3 separate regions of the Mus musculus genome follow, and regions 2 and 3 are each linked to region 1. Evidence: chromatin loops called from intact Hi-C (ENCODE). Cell type or tissue: heart. All regions are shown on one strand.

Region 1 (8,000 bases):
GGAAATTAAATAAAGGTGTGTAGCAATGGGGGATGGGGAACTGGGGGTAGCAACCAGAAAGCCCCAGCTGCCAGGAAAATAAGAGCCACCCAGGACCCCTCAGAGATGACATTAGCTGAAATACCCAACAAAGGAGAGGGAGAACCCGTCAAGACCATATCCAGAGGTTAGGCACACACACACCCCTTGAGGGATGGGGCCACCCACCCATCTCAAAATTTTTAACCCAGAATTGCTCCTGTCTAAAGGAAATACTGGGACAAAGAGTGGAGTAGAGACTGAATAAAAGGCCATCCAGAGACTGTGCCACATGGTGATCCATCCCACATGCAGACACCAAACCCAGACACTATTGTGGATGCCAAGAAGTACTGACATGAGCCTGATACAGCTGTCTCCTGAGAGGCTCTACCAGATCTTGACCAATACAGATGCGGATGCTCACAGCTAACCATCAACTGAGCACAGGAAACTCAAATGGAGGAGTTAGGGGAAGGACTGAAGGAGTTGAAGGGGCCTTATCTGGCATCAATGGGAGGAGAGGCCCTTGGTTCTGTGAAGGCTTAATGCCCCAATGTAGAGGAATGCTAGGGTGGTGAGGAATAAGTTGGGGGAGGGAGCACTCTCATAGAAGCAAGGTAAGGGGAGATGGGAAAGGGGGTTTTCCCCAGAGGGGAAACCAGGAAAGGGGATAACATTTGAAATGTAAGTAAATATCCAATTTTTTAAAAACGAATAAAAAGAAGAAACATTTAAAAAGAAACTTTAAAAGGAAAGTAGTTACTAATGACTGCTGTCTGCTGTACCAGGAAACTCCAAGAGCTGTGTGCAGCTACCCATGAAGAACAGGCTGGGTAAAAACTATAAGGAAATATGCCTTTACTTTGTGTTTAGTTTCTGTTTTAAGGAAGCGTGGACTTGGACTAATTATTCAGGATTCATAAAAATTATGTAAATTTAAGTATTTTTTTTTAAAGTTAACAATGGTCAAAGCTTTGATGATGTAGCTTCAGTATATAAAAGACTGGGTTCAGGCTCTCTGTCAAGAGAAGGCAAAAGAATAAAAAGGAAGAAGGAAAAAGAATGAGAAGAATGAAGCATGAATATATGTGATGCTCATACATACATGTAGGCAAAACACTCATATGCAAAAATAAAAACAAATAAAATCCTTACAAATAAAGACAAAAAAGATTTCTAATGTTCCTAACACAAAAGAAACATGTTTGAGGCTGCAGACAAGCCAACTATCCTCATCTGGTCATTACACTTGTACAAATGCTGCTCAAATAGTGCATCATACACAAAAATATGCAATCCCTAAGTATCAAGAAAAATAGTAAATAAAATCAGTTAGTAAATATTATAAATAAATAGCAATGGCATGTATCTCCAGGTACCAACAATTCTTTCTTCTTGGTATTTAACAAGACAAGTTCTTAAATGGCCTATATAAGCCCCCACTCTACACAGACACCATCAACCTAAAGGGAGTTGAAATATACACAAACTGAGAGCAACAGTGTTCTCAATTTCAAGTTCTTCATTTAAATCCTCAAATGGTACTTTTATATGCCAGGTCATATACATCGCCACTTGATTCAGATTAAGGGGACAGGGATGTATCTTTATGATTTAGCTCTTGCTAAAACATATCAGTTAAAAATGCATGAGTTCAGTCAATCTTGCTTTTAGATTAAAGCTATGCCTGGGGAATCCCACTAAATTGAAACATCTCAAGCTAATGAATAAATACAGAAGAAAACAATACACAGGCTTTACTTGAACTTTATCCTTGCTTAGATTTCTCACAGTCATAGTGTTTACTGTAGAAAAGCATTCCATTTTGGCCTTAAACCTTCTAATATAGGAGACAGTAAAATAAAATCAAAGATATTCCTACTTGTTGGCTTGATAAAATGGTCGCATAGATCCCTAGTTAAAACAACTAAGAGAGACAATACACAAAAATAGGGAGCTTAGGGTTAAATTTTATATTAAAAACAATTCTAGGAGGGTGATTATCTATCTCTATTGTTTCTCCATCTGTGGCCAACTTTGCTTGCTGAAATCCAAATATTAAAGGGCATCTATTAACATCTTACTATAACCTTGATTTGCTGGTACCACCACCTAGCCCCCTAGAAGCAATACTCGTGAAATTACTGATTCCATACATTCGACATCTGGTAATTACTGAACTCCAATAAATTCTGTAGTGTCTACTTCAATAGCTTCTCAGCAGAGTTTGCTTCCACCTCCAAAGTGAAATAGTACTCATTTTCCAGGTGACCTAACAGAACTGTCATCAAGCACTATCATTGCAAGCAAGAGCGCTGCGGCGAGACCCAACTTCTTCAGGAACACGAGTGTAACATTACACTGGCGAGTTAATAATCTAAAGTAAAGGGCATCAGAGGGGCTGAGAAACTCCTGACTCAGCATACTGACTAGAAAGCCAACACTGAAGAGAACATGATCTGCAGTCAGGAGCCAGGGAAAACCTTACAAAAACACTCAACATATGATAAAGCAACTACTGGCATGTCTCCGTCCTAAGACTACAAAGAACAAACATACAGATGAAATTTCCAGTCTCTTTTCTGCCCTCTCAAACCCCAAGCCCCTCGACACACACTCTCCACCTTCCCAGGAAAGGACAACCTCCTTCTGCTGAGGTCTCCTCTCTCTTTCATTATCATACTGCCTCTGTCAATCCTAACAAACAAGAACAATGATCTCCAAAGAGACTCAGGTGACACACTGAAAAAGGCAGTCCCAACACTCGCTAATACTTTAGGAAGAGGGAGAGATGACTATTTCCCACTCCCTTCAGCATCACTAACTCCAACATCTAGTATTTTTGGATTAAATCGCCATTTTTTTCTTTATTTTACCTATTACCATACAAAGACAGGAAAAATATAGCCCTCAACTTTGAGTCTTCATCAATTTGCAGTCTCATATTTATTTCCTTTATTAAATATTAAGCTTCTCCAATTGCTACAAGCTGCCCAAGAATATAGGCTGAATTTTGTCGCTTTGCCATAACCAACTATCCACATATACAAGAAATGACCAAATAAAACACCCATAAATAAATAAATAAAAACACTAATAAGTCATGTAACCACTTCCACAATGGAACATGTTATTTTGGGGAAACACATATTTTTCTGGTCATTGTCATTATTTGGTTCAGGATCAACTTTTATTTCCTTTAAGGCCAGAGCTATTTTTTTTTTCCATCAACACAACTCACCCAAACATTTTTTGCAGAAATAAATCAACCCGAATACTTCAATAGTCTCCACCCATTCCTCCTACAGGTCCTTGTTTTGAATCCTGTAGGTAGGGCCTAAGAAATTCCGCTACAATGAGTGAATACTGGTTTAAGGTTTTGTTTGTTGTTTTTTGTTTTTCCAGTACACACGCGTTTACAAGCACACCGACAACTAAAGAGATGGCTTTCTACCCAAATGTAACTAAGTGTTGGAAACAAATAAGGGACGTGCGAAGAGGATGCCGTATTTCTGACGACACACGCGTTTGTAAATACAAGGTGGCAAAGCCCTCTCAACAGCTTTCACCTCGCACTCACCTGAACTCGCCAATTCCTGAAAATAAAGACAGAGAACCAAGCGCGCAGCGGAGGTTCCGGCCGCGCTGGCCCGCACAGCCCGAGGAAGTGCAGCCGCCGAGGGGCGGACCCCGCCTCTGAGGAACAAAGGAGCTTCACACCCTAGAGCTCGCGCCGGAAGAGTCGGAAGGTAACACCGCCAACGGCACTTCCGCTCCCGGCCTGGGGCTGCAGGACCAGTTCCGACCACTGCGCGGGCTGTTTGGAAGACGTTCAGAGCAAGAATTTATTTAGTGTCGCCAGCGTCTCATACAAGTTGACGACCACAGAGATGGAAAAAGAACTCTGCAACCAAGGGCTGGAGCGTAAGAGACTGCGGAGGGCGGCTGATGTCACTGCTGTTTTCTTCGACTTAAGTGTCCTCCGGCTTCGGGCGCTTCAGTTTACCCTGAGTTTACGCCCCTTCAGGCAGGGCAGTTACCGATTCCTGCCCCAAGAGTGGCTTTACCCCAACTCGATTTAGAGACTGCTGGCCTGACAACCAGACCAACGACTGGAGTTGTGCCCGTGTGGACACAGGACAGACCTGTCAAAGCGCACACGTCACCCAGTGTTGCTCCTGTTAGGTTTGTGAGCCTTAATGCACCCACTTAAGTATCCAGGTACTTGTGTCTCTAGTCACAGAATTAGACGAGAAACACGCCTTTCGAAGTAAAGACAGTTTATTACGAAAAGGAAAGTAGGGTGGATGAGATGGCTCACAGAGTAAAGAAGCTTGCCTCCAAGCCTGATGATAACCTCAGTTCAAGACCCGATGAGCGAGCCGAACTTCCACAAGTTGTCCTCAGGCCGGCACACGTGCACCTGCACTCTTAACCACATTATACAAAATAATAACTAAAAGAAAATTGGGACCAGGCATAGTGACCCACACTTTTTTTATTAGATATTTACTTTATTTACATTTCAAATGTCCCCTTTCTTGCTTTCCCCTCCGAAAACCCCCTATCCTTTCTCCCCTCCCCCTGCTCACCAACCCACCCACACCTGCTTCCTGGCCCTGGCATTCCCTAAACTGGGGCATAGAACCTTCACAGGACAAAGGGCCTCTCCTCCTATTGCTGACCAACTAGGCCATCCTCTGCTACATATGCAGCTGGAGCCATGAGTTCCACCATGGGTACTCTTTGGTTGGTGGTTTAGTCCCTGGGAGCTCTGGGGGTACTGGTTAGTTCATATTGTTATTCCTCCTATAGGGCTGGAAACCCCTTCATCTCCTTGGGTCCTTTCTCTAGCTCCTTCATTGGGGACCGGACTCTTTTGAGACCCACACTTTTTTAAATTCAGAGTTTGCAAGAGTCGGAAACAGTGTGAGTTGAGTCCAGTCAAGTCTACATAAATAGTTTCAAACTAGTCAGGAATATAGGGTCACACACAAGAGAAAGAAAGGAAGGAAAGGGCTTAAAGGGGGTGAGGAGCACTCTTGAGAATGGGAGTGGTCTAGAGAGCAAAGAGCCTAGAAAATGAAATCTGTTCCTTATGACCCTTATCATGACATTTATATAGTACCTGCCACTCCTAAGTATGTGAGGGCTTCTTTTGAGCATGCTTCATATATGTTGTACATGTTATATAAAAAGACTTCCATGAGGAAGTCTTTTTCTGCCAACTGGCTTTTATATGTTTAATATTACTGTAACTCTTACAGTCTCTCCTGTCACTACATTCTTCTAGTGACTGTATGTTCCTAGATCTTTACTAAAGCAGAATAGAAAGATGAAAATTTGGGGGGACATGAGTAGGAAAAGCCTGAAAAAGTAGGTTTATCTTCTTGTTCCTGCTAATAGACTCAGAATAAACTGTAGACTCTGGGGAAGGGGAGTGTCTTACTACTTTGGCTTTGCTAAATGTTGTTGTTTGTTAATTTTTCTTTCTAAATGTTTGTACCCATATATTGATGCTCCTCTCAACCCTGGCCTTTCACTCACCACCCCCAGTGGGCAGTGGGTAATGCAGAGACTTATAATAGATCAAAGTGCTAAGAATAAGCGACTCTTCAGTTCTCGGCCTTAAATAGGAAATCAGTATCCTTCTTTCCAAGGCCCATGAAACATCGAGGAAACAAGGGTTAAATGAATATAAACTGGAGGATGGAAAGGAGTATTGTGAACACTGTGTTCTAGACATGACCAAAACACCCATGAGCTCCTAAGAGCAATGGCTGGGCACATCAACTGGAAAGACACAGGATGTCCTACAGGAAAAGTTCTTTAAGTCACAGGTTATTTACTAAGAGGTGAAATATTCTGTCCTGCAGGGAAGTTCCTTAAGCTCAGGAAGTAAACAACTCAGGGGCATCAGGAAGTTCCTGAAATAGATCAGATTCACTAGGTCCCTTCTTTTCCAAGTGTGTATTAGCAGTAAGGACTACTAAGAGATAATCTCAAGCTGGGCTGCCTAGAAGAGGCTCATGCCAGGTGAGCAGCCTGGAAGAAACAGAGATTAACCATGCTGCCTAGAAGAGACTTATGATACCCTACCTAGAAGGGACATTCTTTAGCCTGTTACTCAGCCTGCAGGCTGTGCAGTATGCCCCAGGTTCCCAGCATTTGTGAGCCATCATCCATGTTGGGGTGGGCTTTGGTGGGATAGCTATCTTGGAGTTATTTCCACTCCTATAAGTAACACTTCACCAATGTTCTTGTAAATGACCCAAATAAAACTCATTTGTTCACAAATTTGTACTTTGGTGGTATTTATGATTTGGTATGTCATCACTTCCCTGTCAGGTATAAATAGATGTTCATGTCTCTTCAGGAACAGGGTCACACAACTCATGAGACCCACACCTCGCCCTGAAGAGCCATAAACTATAGCTTGTTAAACATTGCAGGAGGTCACAAAAGAACACACTCGGTGTGTACTCACTGATAAGTGGATATTAGGAAGAAAGCTTGGAATACCCACAATATAACTCGAAGACCATATGAAGCTCAAGAAGAAAAACCAAAGTGTGGATGCTTCAGTCCTACTTAGAAGGGGGAACAAAATAGTAATGGGAGATAGAGGATGGGAGGGACTTGGGAGGAAGAAAGGAGGGGGAGGGGAAAGGGGCCAGAATCAGGTGTGGGAGGAGACTGGGGAGATGTACAGAGGATCAGAAAATTGAACAGAGGTTCAGTGGGGGTTGGGGAATTGGGGCTAGCCACCAGAAAGTCCCAGAAGCCAGGAAAGCAAAAAGCTATAAGGACCCAACGAGGATGACATCGGAAATATCAAAGAGGAGAGATAACCTGTAGAGACCATATCCAGAGGTTAGGCATAATTACTAGATGAGAGCAGGGACCATCCACCCATCTCAAAATTTTTTTAACCCAGAATTGTCTAAAGGAAAAAAAGGGACAAAGAGTGGAGCAGAAACTGAAGGAAAGGCCATCCAGAAACTGCTTCACCTGGGGATGCAGCCACCAAACCCAGACACTATTGCTGATGCCAAGGAATGCTTGTTTACAGGAGCCTGATATAGCTGTCTCCTGAGAGACTCTGCCAGAGCCTGACCAATACAGATGTGTATGCTTACCACCAACCATCGGACTAATCATGGGGATCCCAACGGAGGAGTTAGGAGAAGGACTGAAGGAGCTGAAGGGGTTTGCAACCCCATAGGAAAAACAAGATCAACCAACCAGTACCCCCAGACTAAACTACCAACCAAAGAGTAGACATGGAGGGACCCATGGCTCCAGCTGTGAAAGACCCCCATTTCGGGGAGACCCTCGCTCAAGTCCCGGGATGAGCCAACGCCCCAATAACTTGAGAGAAACTGTTCTTGATGCACTATCACATGAGGTTTATTCAGGAATCAGCATGCTGAGGCCAAGCTCGTAACCCACACGGGGCAGAGGAGATCGACCCCCAGCAGTTGCAGTCGAGGGTTTTTAAAGAATAAACCGCAATACGAGGGGAGGAGAGAGAGCACAAAGAATGGGGAAGCTGAGTAAACATCATAAGAATCGGGATGATGAATTACAGCTCATCTCTCACGGAAAGGTTACAGGCTATCTTTGGCAAATATTCTTGGTCCCTTACACTATGGGTCAGGCACCTGAATGGGTCACCCAGTGGTCAACATTCTCTCAGGATGAAGGCAAAAGAACAAAGAACTCCATGCTGGGCTTCGTTTCTAGGGGTCTAAGAGACACATTGAGTTGGGGTCTTACAGCTGCACACATAGCAGAGGATGGCTTTATCTGGCATCAATGGGAGGAGAGACTCTTGGTCCTGTGAAGACCAATTCCCCTATGCTGCAGCATAGGGGAATGCTAGGGTGGTGAGGCAGGAGTGGGTGGGTGGGTTGGGGAGCACCCTCATAGAGCATGGAGGATGGAATGAGGGTTTCTGAAGGGGAAACCAGGAAGGG
Region 2 (8,000 bases), 160 kb after region 1:
GCAGATCTTTGCAAGTTCCAGGTCAGCCAGAGTTACATAGTGAGACTCTGTCTCAAAAACGAACAAAACCCCACAAAACAGATCATGACTCCAGGAATGAGGCCCTCTGGGACTCTACCCCAGACCTCTGGCTCCAGCCAAGAGTTCTCCTGACTCTTTCCCTTACAGTGAAACTGCCATTCACTCCCCCAAGAGCTCAGATATTCCTAACAAAGAAGTAAACCAATGTTAGAGGGGCCTTGTCTAGGGGTCAGCCTTGAAATATAACTATCTTGGCTTTTGATTGTGCTAACAGCTCCCTCTCTGGGCTGCATACTGTCGAGATGGGGCTGGATCCGTGTGGAGACAAGAGGCTGGAAACCACTTCTTCAGAATGTTAAAAGATATTTTATTTTTAAATTATGGATATGTCTGTATGCCAGTTTGTGCATGAGAACACAGAGCCATCAGGGGCTGGAGGATCCCTCTAGAGCTGCTAGAGTTACAGTTTTGAGCTGTTCTACGTGGGTGCTGGGAATTGAACTTGAATGCTTTGCAAGAGTCTTTAACCCTGAGCCATCTCTACAGCCCAATTAGAATTTTTTAAATTTAATGTATTTACTTATGAAGGGAGCATGTGTGGAGCACAGAGGGAAACTTTTATGAATTGGTGCTCTTCCTCCACCATGTAGGGGGATCAAACTCAGGCTGTCAGGTTTCATGGCAATGCACTGAGCAATCTTGTGAGTCCAGGAAGTTTTAATAGTTTTAGGTTTTTGTAAAACTCCTTGGTCTACTTCACTCTCTTCCCTCCACTCTGCCCAAAGTCAGGTCACTAAGGGTTTGGTATCAGTGGGATTGACATGTGCTCCCAGGATTCAGCTACTCTAGAAGGTCAAAACTTGGAAGTGGGAAGGCCCTGCCTCCGCCCTCTCTAAGCTGGCTCCCAAAGGAGTAGCTGATGGGAGTGCTCAGCTGTGCTCAGTTCTTAACCCATGCTCCTCACCCCACATTGCCTTTATGACTGGACTCTCAGAAATTCAGGACTTGTAGAACATGTAGAAACAAAACAAAACAAAACAAAACTAAACTAAACTAAACAAAACTAAACAAACAAAACCCACCCATGCCAAACTTGCTATGCACTGGCCGGCCACAGCAAGCCAGCTGCTCACACTCCCCAGGCCATATTCTTCCCTTTTCCTTGCTCCCAACCCAGTATCCGCTAGTGAAGACCCTCACTGGTTTGTTTCCCAAAAGCCCTGAGTGAGCCAACCTGCTGGAGTCCCTCCTTTCCCAACTGCAGAGCCTTGGACTTCGTTAGTTACAGGAGAAGAGGGTGGATTGCTCATATGAAGGAGTTCAAGAAAAGAACCAAACCTCCAGGAGCTACCCCTGAGCTGGGCACAGTGTGACCTCTTTTAAATTTTGTAATTTTATGTGTTATGTTTTTCCTGCATGTACGTCTGGGCACCACCTGCATGCCTACTGCCACTGAAGGCCATCTTCTGGAACTGGGGTTACGGATGGCTTTGAGCCACTATGTGGGTGCTGTGAATCAAACCTGGGTTGTTTGCAAGAGCAGGAAATGCTCTTACTCACTAAGGCATCTTTACAGCTGGAAAAATACATCTGTTTTTCTAACACACTGAGGGGTACTAGGAGGGCATCCTTCACTGTTTGAACCTCAAGCAAGGACGTTAGTGATGGGTGGGGTGGGGGGCATACTAATCCCAGGGCACGTCCCCAGGATGCAGGCGGTCAAAGGTTGGATCCATATAGCGCAGGAAAGAAAATGATTGGGAGGGTGAGTTAAAAAGGGAGGGAAAGAGGAGGTGGGATGATGAGGGGAGTGAGAAGAAGGAAGGGAGAAAGTGCCCGAGCCAACAAGTGACTTTAGTTTGCTCTGAGCCTGGACCACACCTCAGCTCAACCGACAGGATTTTTAAACTAACTTTGTACACAATCTGCACGCTACTGCTTTCAAAGCTATTTCATTCAGCAAGGATAGCATAATTTAATTTTTCCTATTTTTCTGCGGAAGAAAATTTGGACTTTTTCCACAAGAACCTCTCTCTCCCTCTCTCTCTGACACAGGGTCTCATGAAGCCCAGTTTGGTCTCAAACTGCTATGTAGTAGAGGATGGCCTTGAACTCCTGAATCTGCCACCTCTGCCTCCAGAGCGCTAACATTACAGGCATGTATCTCCCATACTCAGCTCCCATTCCTCATTGATGATCTTGAATTTTATTCTTTAGACTATACACATGCTCAAATTACTGAAAATTTTGTTTTTCAAAATTAGTTCAAAAAAACAAAACACCCACAAGATGTCTCTGCTGCCAGCCGTTGGACCTGAGTTCTGTTCCTGGAGCCTATATGGTCAAATTGATTCCTGCAAGATGTCCTTACACACACACATACACACACACCGCATACGTTAAATGAATTTGTAATAGAAATTTAAGAAAGAGATCCTGTCTCAAAAATAAATTTGAAAGGGATTCTGCCCAAGCCATACCTGCAACGCTCCCGACTCCAAATGCCTACACTCAAGAAAACCAAAAAGCTGGGGGCCTGGACTACAATTTCAGACTCCCACTGTGCAACAAACAGAGCCCAGCCCCAGAGGAGTTAAAACAAAAAACAAAACAAAACAAACAAACCATACACTGCAACCGGTTGAGGTGTGTTTACAATTCTCCCTGCCCTGGAATTCAGCAAGTTGGCTAGGGTGGCTGGCCAGTAAGTCCCCGGGACTGATCTTTCCTCTCTATCCCAGCATTGGGGTTACAAATGTGCACCGGGCTTTTGGTTTTACATAGTTTCTAAGGATCGATCTCAGGCGCTCAGGTCCAAGGTGGCCCTGGGTTTGATCCACATCGCCAACTTTAAAAAAGGAGAGGGGGAGGAGTAGGAACAGGAGGAGAGGAAGAGGAGGAAGAAAAGGAAAAGGATACAGCAAGCAAGGAATAGATTTCTTAGTGGCACCCCTCCTCCATCACAGGAAGTCCCAGAGCTTTTAAAGTTGTGTTGTTGTATTATTGTTTTGTTTGTTCTCACTTGCTGTGCTGTGGTTAGAATCCAGGACTTCAAACGTGGTACACAGAGGCTCAACAAAAGAGCCACACCCTGGATACTAGGATTACAGCAGAGGCCAGTCCTGTTCTGCTTGCCAGTCTGATCTCAGTTTCTGCGCCCCTGTGCATTTAGCACAATTCTCATTACGTGACTCCTGACCAGTCTGCGTAGGTTGGACTGCTTTAGTGAAAAGCTAGACGGCAGACTCGCAGGCTTTTCTGAGCATCAGGTGGGGCAAGTCCCTACGTGAAACCCTGTTCTTCAGGTCTATCCCGCTGTGCACACCACGCACTCGACCCGGGCCCCACCTCCAGACCGAACTTGGACGTGTGGGCTCCCCTCTGGGTCGAAGACCCGCTCCAGAGTAGGATTCTGGTACTCAACCCCGGCTGTTGGGTTCCCAGACCCGGCCTCTGTGCGAGTAGTAGCGACCCCACTCTTGAGCTGAGAACCTTGGTCCCGCAGCCTGGGTAGCGGCTCGACCCCAAGAATAGGTAGCCCAGCCCCAGAGTACGAGGTCCCAACCCTGAGATAGAGGCCCCTCCCCCAGGAGGGATGCCCCGCCCCCAGGAAGGATGCCCCGCCCCCGCTGTTCCAGCCAGACAATAAAGTCGGCGCTCTAGGCGGGTGCGTGCTTGGCAGCCTCGTCGCGAAGCGCTTTGTACCGGCGGCCGCTGGGCCTGAGCTCTCGCGCCCCGCCTGAGGCTGCCCCGGAAGTGACACCATAATGCAGTCTTCTCTTCCGCCGCCATCCCCTTTTGTCAAAGAACAAATTGGTGAAGGCCCTGAGTTGGTCTTTCGTGGCTGGAGCGGTTTTAGTGGCTTGGAGGGTTTGCCTGGAGGAGGAGCCGGAGAAGCCAGCGCTCCTGGGTCGGCAGGAAGTATCCTGTCGGGACACAGCGTCCCCGGGGTGGCTTTTGCGGTATTTTTCTTTTGTAAACATTTTGAGACAACAGCTCACAATGTAGGCAAGGGTGGTCTCGAACTTCTATCCTCCTGGCGCAGTAACCCTGATGTTCTGGGATTACTAGGCGTAGCCTCCATGCCTGGCTCTGGTCTGTCTTCGTTTGTCTCGTCCCCTCTTCAAAATCCCCTAGAGAACTTTCTGATTTTTTTTTCCAGAAGAAAAAAAATTAACCTGACAGCATACGTTTAGTTGAGGCCCTTCTTAAGTGGCTGCAGGTGTCTGGCGATCCGATTTTAGGCAAGCGCTGGGTAGAAAGATAATTTCAGAGAGTCGGGCAACCCTTCTTTTTCTTTTTTTTTTTTTTTTTTTAAACCGAATCCTTGGTAGCCCAGGCTCATGATCCTCCTCTCTCAGCCTTAACCAGTGCTGATATTAAAGGCGAACGTCACCATACCTGCTGCATTGTGATTCTGAGGGCAGTCAGTCCACATTCAGTAGTAGGGAAACAATGACCATCAAACCAGCATAATACTGCCACCTTGGGGTAAGAATCAATGGAGAGAAGTAATTTTAAATGGATAATGGCCAGTTTGTTGTTTGAACATAACAGCAAGAGAGGGAAGCACTTAAGGATTTGTTATTCACACTGATTACAAAATATTGGGTATATTCGTTATTTTCTCCTTGCTCTGACAAAGTGAAAGAACCAACTTAAGGTAAGAAAGACCGGCTCACAGCATGAGAAGGGGTACAGTCGCCCAGCGATGGTGGCACAAGGCAGGCAGATCCTGAGTTTGAAGCCACCCTGGTCTACATAGTTTCAAGACAGCCAGGACTGTTACACACACACACAAAAAAACCCTGTTCATAATGTATACTTACCATATGACCCAGCAAATCTACTTCTAGGTATATATTCTCGTGAAGTGAAACCCCACACAATAATTACCATGGCACCATTATTCTTCTGTTAAAGATTTGCATGTTCAGTGTAGACTCTCTCCACTTCCTCTCAGCAGCAGGTTGCCCACAGTATACCTTTTCCACACCACTGTGACTACCTCAACTTGGTCTTCTTACAGACAGAATCTTGACAAGTATAATACATCGATGGCATCCTCTTTTAAAGTGTTGAACACTAAAGTCCTACGTGTGCGGGGCTGCTGGGACAGCTCAGCCTGAGTTAAACTCCTAGGACATGATGGGAGGATGGAATCAACGGCTTCAAATGATTCTCTCATCTCCACACATGGGAATCATACACAACATGTCCTCCCATTACCACCTCCAGAGACTCCATCATGGTAATGGCTTCAGTAGTCCCATGCTTCCTGGAGTTTGGGGTTCATATCTATTTATATACTCTTGATGGAAGAAACAGCACCCTCTTTTGAAACAGTGACACATGTATTCCAACCTGATTTCAAACTGTGTAGCCAAGGATGACCTTGTACTCATGATCTTCCTGCCTTGACCTCCTGAATGCCGGGATTATAGGCATGTATCACCAGTCTGGTTTTATGCAATGGGATGGAAGCCAGGGCCTACTGCATGCTAGCCAAGTACTCTACTAACTGGGCCAAATCCCCAGCTCTCATGCCTCTCAGCCTTTTACCATGAGCCTTAAAACTATAATTGCTGGCTACACACCAGAATGTCTAGGGCATAGAGTATCTCACAGACCCTGAGCCAGTGATCCTCCATACTCATCTGCTAATTATACTTTGTGTTAGGGCTTTGCTGTGGAAGGAAGAATACCTTGGTGGATTGGGGCCAAGGAATGTTGCAGAGATCACACCACACAACAGATCTCACTAATGGAGGGTGGTGTACAAAGGTTGCCTCTAATTAAGTGAGGAAGAAAAAGAGGGAGACAAAAACAGAGTGAGAAACAAAGCAGGCAGTGATGTCAGGGACCTTTAAAGGAGGACATGTATTCCATTTGGCTGCTGGTGATGACATGGCTCGCACAAAGTTGCCGAAGGCAGGCTGTGTGGGGGACCACTTGGTTCATAACACGTTGCTTATGAAAACCCCACCAAAATAGCTAGGGTGTTCCTATAAAACCTAGGGTCCAGGCTGGACCCAGTTGAGTGCTAGCCTAGCATGTGTGAGGCCTCAGGCTGCATCCTTAGCACTGCATAAACAAAACCAAGCTAGATGTGGTGGCTCAGGCCTTAATCTTAGCCCTGAGGCTGTGGAGGGTTGTTTCAAATTTAAGACGAGCCCATGATACATAGTAAATTCTAAGCTAGCCCAGGCTGTAGAGTAAGATCCTGGACACCTTGCAATGTTACAACACAAACTGTTGGTCCTTGTCTAAAAATTGTCTCATTCAGAAGGAATGCTGAGGTTCTCTTGACTCACAGAGGCTAAAACAATTGTCAAGGTCACGTCAGGCTGGGGACATAGCTTACATGTAGAATGCATGCTTAGTATGTACAGGACCCCATGTTAGAACCCTAGTACCCCAACAAAAAAACATATCTTTTATTTCTGCTGAGGCCAGAGTATAGTGGTTGTGTGACCAGGTCCTGTCAGATATTTTTGTTTCTACATTTATTTAGTGTGTGTGTGTGTAGACATGCATGTACTAAAGCACTTGTATGGAGGTCAAAGGATAAGTTAGTTTCTCCTTTCCCCGTGGAGGTTCTAGGGATTGAAGTCAGATAACCAGGCTTGATGGCAAGTCCCTTTTGCCTGCTGAGCCATCTCTCCTAGCTAGGCATTTTTTTTTTTTTTTTTTTTTTTTTTGCCTTTGGACTGAGAATACCAGTGCATGTTCACTTTCCAAATGCATATAATTCTAGGTTTATGCAAAAGATGTCGATGAGACTTTCACGTCCTCATAAATTCAACATAGTTTTGCTGATACAACAAACTCTTCAAGCAACTTAAAGTTCCGGCCGAGGGGCTAGAACAGGGGCTCAGTTGATTAGAGTGCTTGCCCCATGCACAAAGCTCCGGGTTCCATCCCTAGTGCTGGGTAATTGTTATGGCGGTACATGACAAGAATCCCAGCGCTTGGGAGGTGAGGCAGAAGGATCAGGAGTTTCAAGATCAGCCTTAGTCACACACCACGTTTGAGGACAGCCTTGGCTACATGACACTGTCTCAAAAATTCCAGTCTAACAAATGAACCTCTAGGTCTCGGTGCTGCTCCACATCTTCAAGGCTTAACCTGTCTTGTAAGTTTTCCATCTTTCCTTCATCTCATGGAGTACAGGGCAGATTGAGGATATACGATTTCCTAATCTGCTTTACAGAAATTATTCACTGGGCCAGGTGGCTGTTTTTTTTCTGACAAGGAGTCTGTTTGAGCTTATACCTTCATTAAAAAACAACAGCAAAAAGTAACTTTCTGTTTTGTTGGTTTTACCAGCCCCTGCCCAAATGCTTTCATGTATTTACAGGGTAGAGCCTCACATTTCCATGTAAGCCATTGGTTCTCCCAAGCACGGCAGTAGACACCCATCTCCACTGGAAAGAGTACCCCACTCCTCCCACGTTCCACTCAGTATCACCCTGGGCGCTCCCCACTGCTGCTGATGCCATTTTTGGTTTTGGTTTGGTTTGGTTTGGTTTGGTTTGGTTTGGTTTGGTTTGGTTTGGTTTTGTTTTGTTTTGTTTTGTTTTGTTTTGTTTTGTTTTCGAGACAGGGTTTCTCTGTATAGCCCTGGCTGTCCTGGAACTCACTTTGTAGACCAGGCTGGCCTCGGAATTCAGAAATCCACCTGCCTCTGCCTCTGCCTCTGCCTCTGCCTCTGCCTCTCAAGTGCTGAGATTAAAGGTGTGCGCCACCACCACCCGGCTGCAGGTAGCGCTCTTCCAGAGGGCCTGGCTTCAGTTCCCAGCACCTGTGTTGGTGGCTCACAACCACCTGTAGCTCCAGCTTCAGGGAATCCAATATCCTCTGGTCTCCCCAGGCACTCGTGCCCAGACACATAATTTAAAACAAGAAAACTAAGTCTTTAAAAGGTAGAGTAACTAAGGAAGACACTGAAACCATCTTCTAGCCTCTCCATGTAAGCA
Region 3 (8,000 bases), 74 kb after region 1:
GCCAGATACGTTGATTGTAATAGAAGAACTTTCATTATTAGAAATAATAAGGAATAATAAGAGAGAATAGGCTTTACCTCATTGAGACAAGAAAAGACTTTCTGAATAGGACACTGCTATTACAGTCACTGAGACTAACAATAAATGGGGCTTCATGAAACTGAAAAGCTTCTGGCAGGGAGCAGCTACAGAGTGAGGAAAGACTGACCCAGGGTTCCTATTACAGAACTAAAAGGTAATGGGCCATCAGGAAGCCACCCATCTGGGTGTGCAGCCTCTGTGGGCGTACAGGTGCTTTCCGCGCCTTTTGTTTTGCTCTGGCTCTGCATTATTTTGGTTTGTTTATTGGTCCTTTTGCTTTCTAAAGAGAGAAAGGGGTGGAGTGGTGGGAAATCTAGGAGGAAACAGGGAAACTCTTAGGCAATGGTTCAGTAATTTATTAATGACTTGGAAGATCTCAGAATTTGTTGCTCAGAGCAATAAGTACTGAAATGATTGCTTCAACTTTTGCCAGGTATGTATTTCTGGTTAGGTCCTTACCCTTTACTTTACTAGAGACATTCTGGCTAGGGATGAAAAGTTAAAACATTCCACGGGTGTATCGCACATGGTACTCAGCACAGCCATCCGTGTGTCTCAAGAAATCCCATTATAGTCTCTCGATTCATTCCTGAAGCAGCCACAGTTGCTGGTAAGAGATGCTCTCCTCTAGCACCCTGACATCTACCAAAGGAAGGGAAAGAGGAAGCACAAGATGGTCCGAACATGCCTCTAAAACTAAGTCCCTTTGGATTTCAACACGTAAGTAAAGTTTGTGAGTGTACAACATGCTCCCTCCATGTAGTGGATATTCTCATTTAATGTAGTGGATATTCTCATTTAAATGAGAATATCCCCCATAGACTCACATAGTTAGGTACTTGGTCCCCAGCTGGTTTATCTATAATGAGCTAAGTACCTGACTCCCAAAATGTGAAGTAGGGTTTCTTGAAAGTTGTGAAAATTATTTTCTACTCTGATTGAGACTTTACTTGAAGTGTAACTTTCAACAGACTTGTATTCTACATAAATACAGGCATCTTCACTGAATTACATGTTCACTAAATAGGGCTGACAGCCATCAGATTGCTAGTAAGTTTCTCGATTGTCATCAACAATCTACTCCAAACCCTGGAGTGCACAATGAGAAAGACCAAACAGCTTAGGACCTAATTTCCCTTCCTGTTCTTTCCACTGCTTAGGATCAACAATCTACTCCAAACCCTGGAGTGCACAATGAGAAAGACCAAACAGCTTAGGACCTAATTTCCCTTCCTGTTCTTTCCACTGCTTAGGATCAGTATGAGCACCAGACGGTGTCTTGTTCAGTGTTGGCCTACTACCATCCCAATTCTTACAGCCTATAGCAAGTGTGCTCCACTCCACTGTGATTCAATGAATCTAGGCTTTCTCAGCCATACATTAACATTTTTGTTCCCATTAATTTGACAGTTTTTCTTGTTGGAGGCATTTCATTCTGTTGTCCCAGCTAGCCCGGATCTCAAGGATTCAAGCTATCATCTTCCTCAGGCTCAGACTCAGTCACTGCTGTGACTTTAGTAAGATGTAGCCATAGGAGTTGGATCTTAAAGTTCACAAAGTTTCACATATGCTCATCTTACAATGGTTGAGCTTGGTACATGGATAGAAAGAGATCACATTAAGCAAGTAACCCAACAAATCTATGTTTTCACTAATGAAATCTAGATTTTTCTTTTTAAAGGCCAGACATGGTGGTTCACGCATGCAGGTAATCGTAGCACTAGGGAGGCTGAAACAGGACTGCACTAAAGACACCCTGGGCTACACAGTGAGGACCAGGCTAGCCTAGACTACAGACCTTGTCTCAAAAATGAATAAATAAAATAGTCATAATGGAGATGGAAAGATGGTTCAGAAATTAATAGCACTGGCTGTTCTCTCAAAGGACCAGGATTCAATTTCTAGCATCCACATAGCAGCTCATGACAATCTGTAACTTCAGTTACAGGGGATATTATACCCTCTTCTTGCCTCCAAGGAAACTCTACTCAGAGGGTGTACAGGCCTATACTCAGACAAAATACCCCATACATACAAATTTGTTTAAAACATAGCAATAAAAGAATTTTAAAAGTAGAGCCTGGCAAAGTGATTGCTGTGTTTACAGAAAAACAGAGTAGTTTCCAGCACCAACAACGGGTGACTCAAAACTACCTCTAAGTCCAGCTTCAGGTGACCACGCCATTCTGGCCTCTAAGGAAAGGCATGCATGCATACATACGTCTTTTTAAAAATATATTTCCTAATGTTTTGCCTGCATGTATATATGTGCCCACCTGAGAGGCTGATGGCCCTAGAGGCCAAAAGAGGGTGTCCAATCCTGTGGAACTGGAATTACAGAGGGTTGTGAGCCATCTTATAAACCCAGGTCATCTGCAAGAGCAACAAGCGCTCTAAAAGCAGAGCCATCTCTCTCCAGCCCCAATAAACCTATATGAGGGAGTATCTGACAAAAGGGAAGATAAGAAGAGGCAACAGAGTACACGATCGAAATATACAATGTGCATGCATGAACATATAATGAAACCCATTTTTTCCTGCAATTAAACAAAAGGTAAAAATTTTAAGTTTTCCTGAAACATGCTACCCAACCAGGAGAAAAGCATTATGTTCAAATATCATACGACTTTAGAAAAATACTGTTTGGCTTCAGACGGAGACAAGGGACTGAGGTACATATCATACACACCAAAGCAGACCTGGCCTCCAGGTTCTCCCAGAATCCCTCAGTTCCTACCTGGCATTCCCTGCCCAACCCTGAACTTTCCAGGCCAGGGACTGGGCTGCCCTTCCCACAAAGGCTCTTCCCTATATAAACCAAACACTTTGGTCTCCCCTTTCTTGTGTTTTCTTTCTCTCTTTCTCTCTCTCTCTCCTTCCCTCCCCCCCCCCCCCACTTTCTTTCTCTGCCCACAGATGCCTTTTCTCCTGCCCACCCCCCAATCCCCACTCCACACAATGACTTCCCCGGCCTCTATCCTTGGGGCCAATGTACTCACCAGAGAGCAGCGTCCCAATAAACCTGCTCTAATATTCTAATCTGGCTTGAATTGGCTCATTTCACCAGTGGAGAAATAACATATCAAATAAAGCCTCACCCATTCCTTAACAGAGTTCTATTATTTATTTAAGGGGGGGGGGGCGCACATGACTGCAAGTGCCTAGAGACTCTGGTCTCCCCATTCCCAGATAGCTGGAATTACAGGCTGTTACACGCCACTAACATGGGTGCTGGGAACTAAAATCTGATCCTCTAGAAATGACATGTGGTCTCTTAATCACTAATCCATCTCTCCAGTCCCAAGTTTCAGTTTTTCATGAGCCATCCCTTGAGTGCCAAACTCCCTATTTTTCCCTTGTTAATACTTTATTGTTGGGATGAAGGGAAGGGGTAAGGGATGGTTTGTGGTCTGCAAACAGATAAATATGCATGGCCTGAGCATTTAACACTTTCTCAAAATGGATGCATGAGGTTTGGGGGAGAGAGAGAGAGGGGAGAGGAGAAAGGGAGAGTGCAAGAGAGGGATGGAGGGAAGAAGGGAGGGAGAGAGAGAGAGAAACAGAAAGAACTAATGAAATGCATCGGTTTCCACGAAAGCAACTAAATTCTAATAGTTGATAGTGAGAGAGACTGTGGAGGAAATGAGAACGGACAGAAGCTCCTCACCCTGGGACTTTCCTGCTCCATCAAATTCCACCCACTGCTCACAATGAAGCGGGATGGCCAGGTTCCTGGAGCGATGGGGCGCGAAGACAGATTCCAACGGCCGAAATCCTTCTTTCTGGAAGGCAAAAATTTTGTACGATTACCTTAAAGGCGTTCGAGGCAGCAAGGGCTACATTCGAAGGCACGGGGAGCTCAAATATCGTTCCGATGAAATGGCCCCCGGCCGGGACCTGAGAAGTGCAGGGCCCTAGCCTCTGAGAAGCAACGGGGCGAGACTCGCGGCCTGGGAACCAGCGGAGTCGCCATGGAGGCCACACCCAGGCCTCACTCCCCACCTCCGCCACCGCCCATCCCCTTACCTAGCCTCACCAGAACCCGCCCAGCCGGCCTGCTACTACCGAGAAAAAGAGAAGGGGGCCGCACGAAGCCACACCGGAAGAGACGGAGGCGAGCTGCGGTTCACTTCCGTTTACCGTGTCCGAGTCCTTCCGGAATTGAAATTTCGGTTCCCCGGAATTGGATGCCGATTGATTCTGAAGCGGAGGTTAAAAGCCCAGTCAAAGAATGAAATTGAAGTTTGAACAAGATTTCTGAGCGAGAACGGCCTTCTCGATTGGCCAATCCCAGTGCAAAGTTAAACACACACCGGGAAGTACGGGGTCTCAGGAGGCTCACAAACCTTTCCTTCCCTACCTCCTCTTGGTTCCTGTACTTCCTGGGCAGATGCACTGCCAGGTCTGTGAACCAGCCTATAGCTTCCATTTAACCACTTCAGTCTTTACTCTCTGGATACCATGCTAAATTCTAATCGTTGGTAGTGAAACGAGCTAGAAAGATGGGGAAAATGAAGAGGACATGAAAAAAGAAAGCCTCACACCCTGAGACTTTCTGATGAAAAATTTAAAATGTGAACACAACTGATACAGCCAAAAATTGCATATACAGAGGGAAAAAATGTGTGTTTTCATAAAGATATCTCAAATAAGATGTTAAAAGCAAATATCAGTGCATGGCAGCACACCCCTGCAATCACAGCACGCAGAGGCAGAGACAGGCAATCTTCTTGATTCGAGGACTGCTAGATCCACAAAATAAGTTTCAAGCCAGCCAGGACTGCAAAGTGAAAACTCATCTCAAAACAAAATGAAAATAGTAAGGCGACAAATTCTACTTACTTAGGGCCAAAATGTCAATAGTCTTGAATTTTACTATATTAGCATTCCTCTCAACCCTAAATCTGAACAATGTACTTCACAAAACCATCTTACAATTTCATTTACAAACATATTCATTAAGAGTAAACAGTAAGAGTAAAAATTAAGTTAATATATTGTACTTAATTTTAAATGTTATTTAAATTTTAAGCTATGCTTAATCTTTAAACCTTATAAATTATATCCTTTGAGAAATATAACTTAGAAAGTCACAAGATTTTATATGTGTGTGTGTGTGTGTGTGTGTGTGTGTATGCATTGAAGATATACTTAAATGGGATGCCCTATAGAAGCCCACACCAGTATCTTGTGATTGTGTACTATCTCTTTCCTATAAAACTTTGTGTCCTCTACTGATCTAGCACTAAGGAGGCAGAAGCCAGCGAATATCTGTGATTTTGAGGCTAGCCAACTCTACAAAGTGAATTCTAGGACAGCCAGGGGCTGGTATATAGAGATACCCTGTGGAAGAAGAGAAGAAAGAGGAGGAGACCAACAACAAAAACAAAGGGGTGTGTGTGTGTGTGTGTGTGTGTGTGTGTGTGTGTCTGTGTGTGTGTGTGCATGAGCCCTGGCCCTCTAGAAGAGCTTTATACCTTCATATTATGTTTGCTCCAGGAATGAAAGTGGCCATGCAGTATTCCTTTCCTCTGTGTGTGTGTGCATGTGTGTGTGTGTGTGTGTTCTGTGACTTAGCCTGTCTGTCACCACCTTTAATTGTTGGCAGACAGATATCCTGAGATTGGTTTTGAATGTCTTGGTGAGTTGTGACAATGAGCTAGCCTTGGATGCTAGCCCTGAGTATCTGAAATAAGACCTGGGGCCCTTGCAGGATTTGCTCACTGATGCCCACGATGGAACATCTGTAAGTCACAGTTGAACTCTGTGCCATTCTTAGTCTAGAGGTGGCCCACCCAGCAGCTTACTTCAGTTGGAAATATGCAAATGCATTTGGCCTTTTTTTTACTAGGGATTTTGCAGGAAACCTTGCTAAATACTTTTTAGCTTTTATTGCATTTCTATGTTTTGTGTGTTCATGGACACATGTGCCTTGGTACACTATGGAGGTCAGAGAATAACTTACAGGCATCGATTCTCTCCTTTCACTACGTGGGTCTTGAGAATCAAACCCAGATCATTAAGCTTGGCAACATACTTACAAGTTTACAAGTCTTAGTTTTTATGTTCTCTCTCTCTCTCTCTCTCTCTCTCTCTCTCTCTCTCTCTCTCTCTCTCTCTCTCTCTCTTAGTTGGGGAGGCTGTTTGAGGCAGGGTCTCTCTATTATGTAGCTCTGGCTGTCCTGGGAGTTCACTATGTAAAGGAAGCTGACTTCAAACTCACAGAAAAGTACCTTCTTCTCCCTCCCATGTTTGTTTGTTTGTTGTTGTTGTTGTTGGGACAGAGTCTCTCTATGTAAAGCAGGCTGAGCTTGAGGCCTTGGAACACACAGAACTCTGCCTATCTCTATCTCCCTAGTACTGGAATTAGTATTGAGCCACCATACCCATCAGTTCTAATGTATTTTTAAGGGTTTATACATGAGCTTTCCCAGCTCAGTAAATCCTGTAGACTAGTAACCAGAGATAAAGAGTGTGCTGGGTTTAAGGTCCTACAGCAGCATAAGCCAAACCTGAGCTCTGACACTCATTCCTCTATGTGGTGGCAACATATGGAAAACATGGAAGTCTGCCCTCCCACTGAGAAGGGCAAAAAGGAAACCCATGTTAAGAGCTAGGCCTCACATGACTACAGAAAAACTTCCAAGATAGTGCCTGAGGAATTAGCAATGTTGAACTCAGTCAGGCACAAAAAGTCTAGTTTTCTCCTATGAAGATTGGGTTACAACCTGTCAATCATGTAAAGAAAGAAACTTGAGCTTAGAGCCAGGCCTGTGGGCAGCACCTATGCCCCAGAGTGGGGCTGGAGGTTGGACCAGGTACAATCTCTGCACAGCTAGATTGTATGGACAGCTAGAGAGACCTGAAAGTCAAGGCTAGGGATAAGAACTCACCCCACAAGGTAGCAGCAAAGTACTCTTAGGCCTGGAACTCTATGCAGGAAGACTGTGGACATCTGCTCCTCCTGCCCCCAGGACCTGAGTGCTGGTATTCCAGGCGTGAGCCACCACAGAACACTTTATGCAAGGAATGGAATACGGGGCTTTGTGCATGTTAAGAAAGCACTCTATAAACTGAGATACATCCTCAGCTTCAGGAAAGGTTTTCTGGCTCCATCAGTATTCCTAGAGCTGCTCCCTTGATTCTTTCATACTCGATTCTTTGATACTTTCATGAACATGGAGTTCTCTCTTCCACAGGCCTTTAGGATCCTTTACTTTGGCTTATCTGTGTGAACATTATAATGAATTATTGTAGTCCTTGATTACTTTGTATTTTCAATTACTTGTATTTGCTGTGTGTCCTGGTTCACTTTTTATTGATGTGATAAACACCAACCAAAGCTAATTTGGGGAGAAAAGAGTTTATTTGACTTAAACATACCAATCATAGTCCATCATTAGGGGAAGTCAAGGAAGAAACCCAAGACAGGAACCTGGAGTCAGGCAGATGCCATGGAGAAATACTTCTCACTAGCTTGTTCTCCCTAACTGACTCAGCTTGCTTTCTTATACTACTGAGGAATCAACAATATAATAGGCATGCACAAGGGCCGCCTGCCCATGGGTGGCACCGCCCACAGTAGTCTAGAGATACCACATCAAATCATTAATCAAGAAAATACCTCAAAGACATCTCCATATACCAGTCTGATGGCGGCATCTTTCAATTAACATTTTCTCTTCCTAGATGATTACTTTGTATTATGCTTACAAAAAACTAACCAGCACAATTGATTCTTTGTCAGCTTGACACAGACACATCACTATTCAACCATAACCTTTCCTTTTCTTGTTACCCCCAAGATCTCATGTTATTATCATAATACAAAATATAGTATACCCTTAAAAGATTCAGTCTTTAAAAATTCAAACCCTTCAAAAGTTAAGTCTCTTTACACTAAAGCAGCAATCATGAAG

Evidence for each region. A loop is a pair of places that touch in the nucleus more often than their neighbours do. Peaks named below come from ENCODE experiments on the same cell type or tissue, not always from the same donor. Only the 100,000 strongest peaks of a DNase experiment are listed, where the experiment ranks them.
Region 2: it touches region 1 in a loop (3.0-fold over the local background); 3 of 42 quality-filtered maps call a loop at or near these places.
Region 3: it touches region 1 in a loop (7-fold over the local background); 6 of 42 quality-filtered maps call a loop at or near these places.

The regions. Positions count from the first base shown.
Region 1 is chr9:20,381,416-20,389,415 of GRCm38, forward strand. It overlaps Zfp560 (zinc finger protein 560), which reads right to left and starts at 3,743. Exons shown (of 7, transcript NM_001004190.3): 1 at 3,602-3,743. In heart, a CTCF peak has its summit at 3,831; a DNase peak (open chromatin) is centred at 3,746; H3K4me3 peaks cover 1,992 bases; H3K27ac peaks cover 1,098 bases.
Region 2 is chr9:20,540,952-20,548,951 of GRCm38, forward strand. No RefSeq gene overlaps it. Among named protein-coding and RNA genes, the nearest start is that of Zfp266, 24 kb to the left of the region's middle. In heart, CTCF peaks have their summits at 3,778 and 4,511 (motif pointing left); a DNase peak (open chromatin) is centred at 3,680; H3K4me3 peaks cover 2,036 bases; H3K27ac peaks cover 1,865 bases; H3K27me3 peaks cover 332 bases.
Region 3 is chr9:20,455,799-20,463,798 of GRCm38, forward strand. Zfp26 (zinc finger protein 26) reads right to left here and starts at 4,362. Exons shown (of 10, transcript NM_011753.3): 1 at 4,147-4,362; 2 at 3,749-3,863. In heart, no CTCF peak of the experiment used is centred here; DNase peaks (open chromatin) are centred at 4,243 and 4,393; H3K4me3 peaks cover 2,160 bases; H3K27ac peaks cover 1,771 bases; H3K27me3 peaks cover 1,093 bases.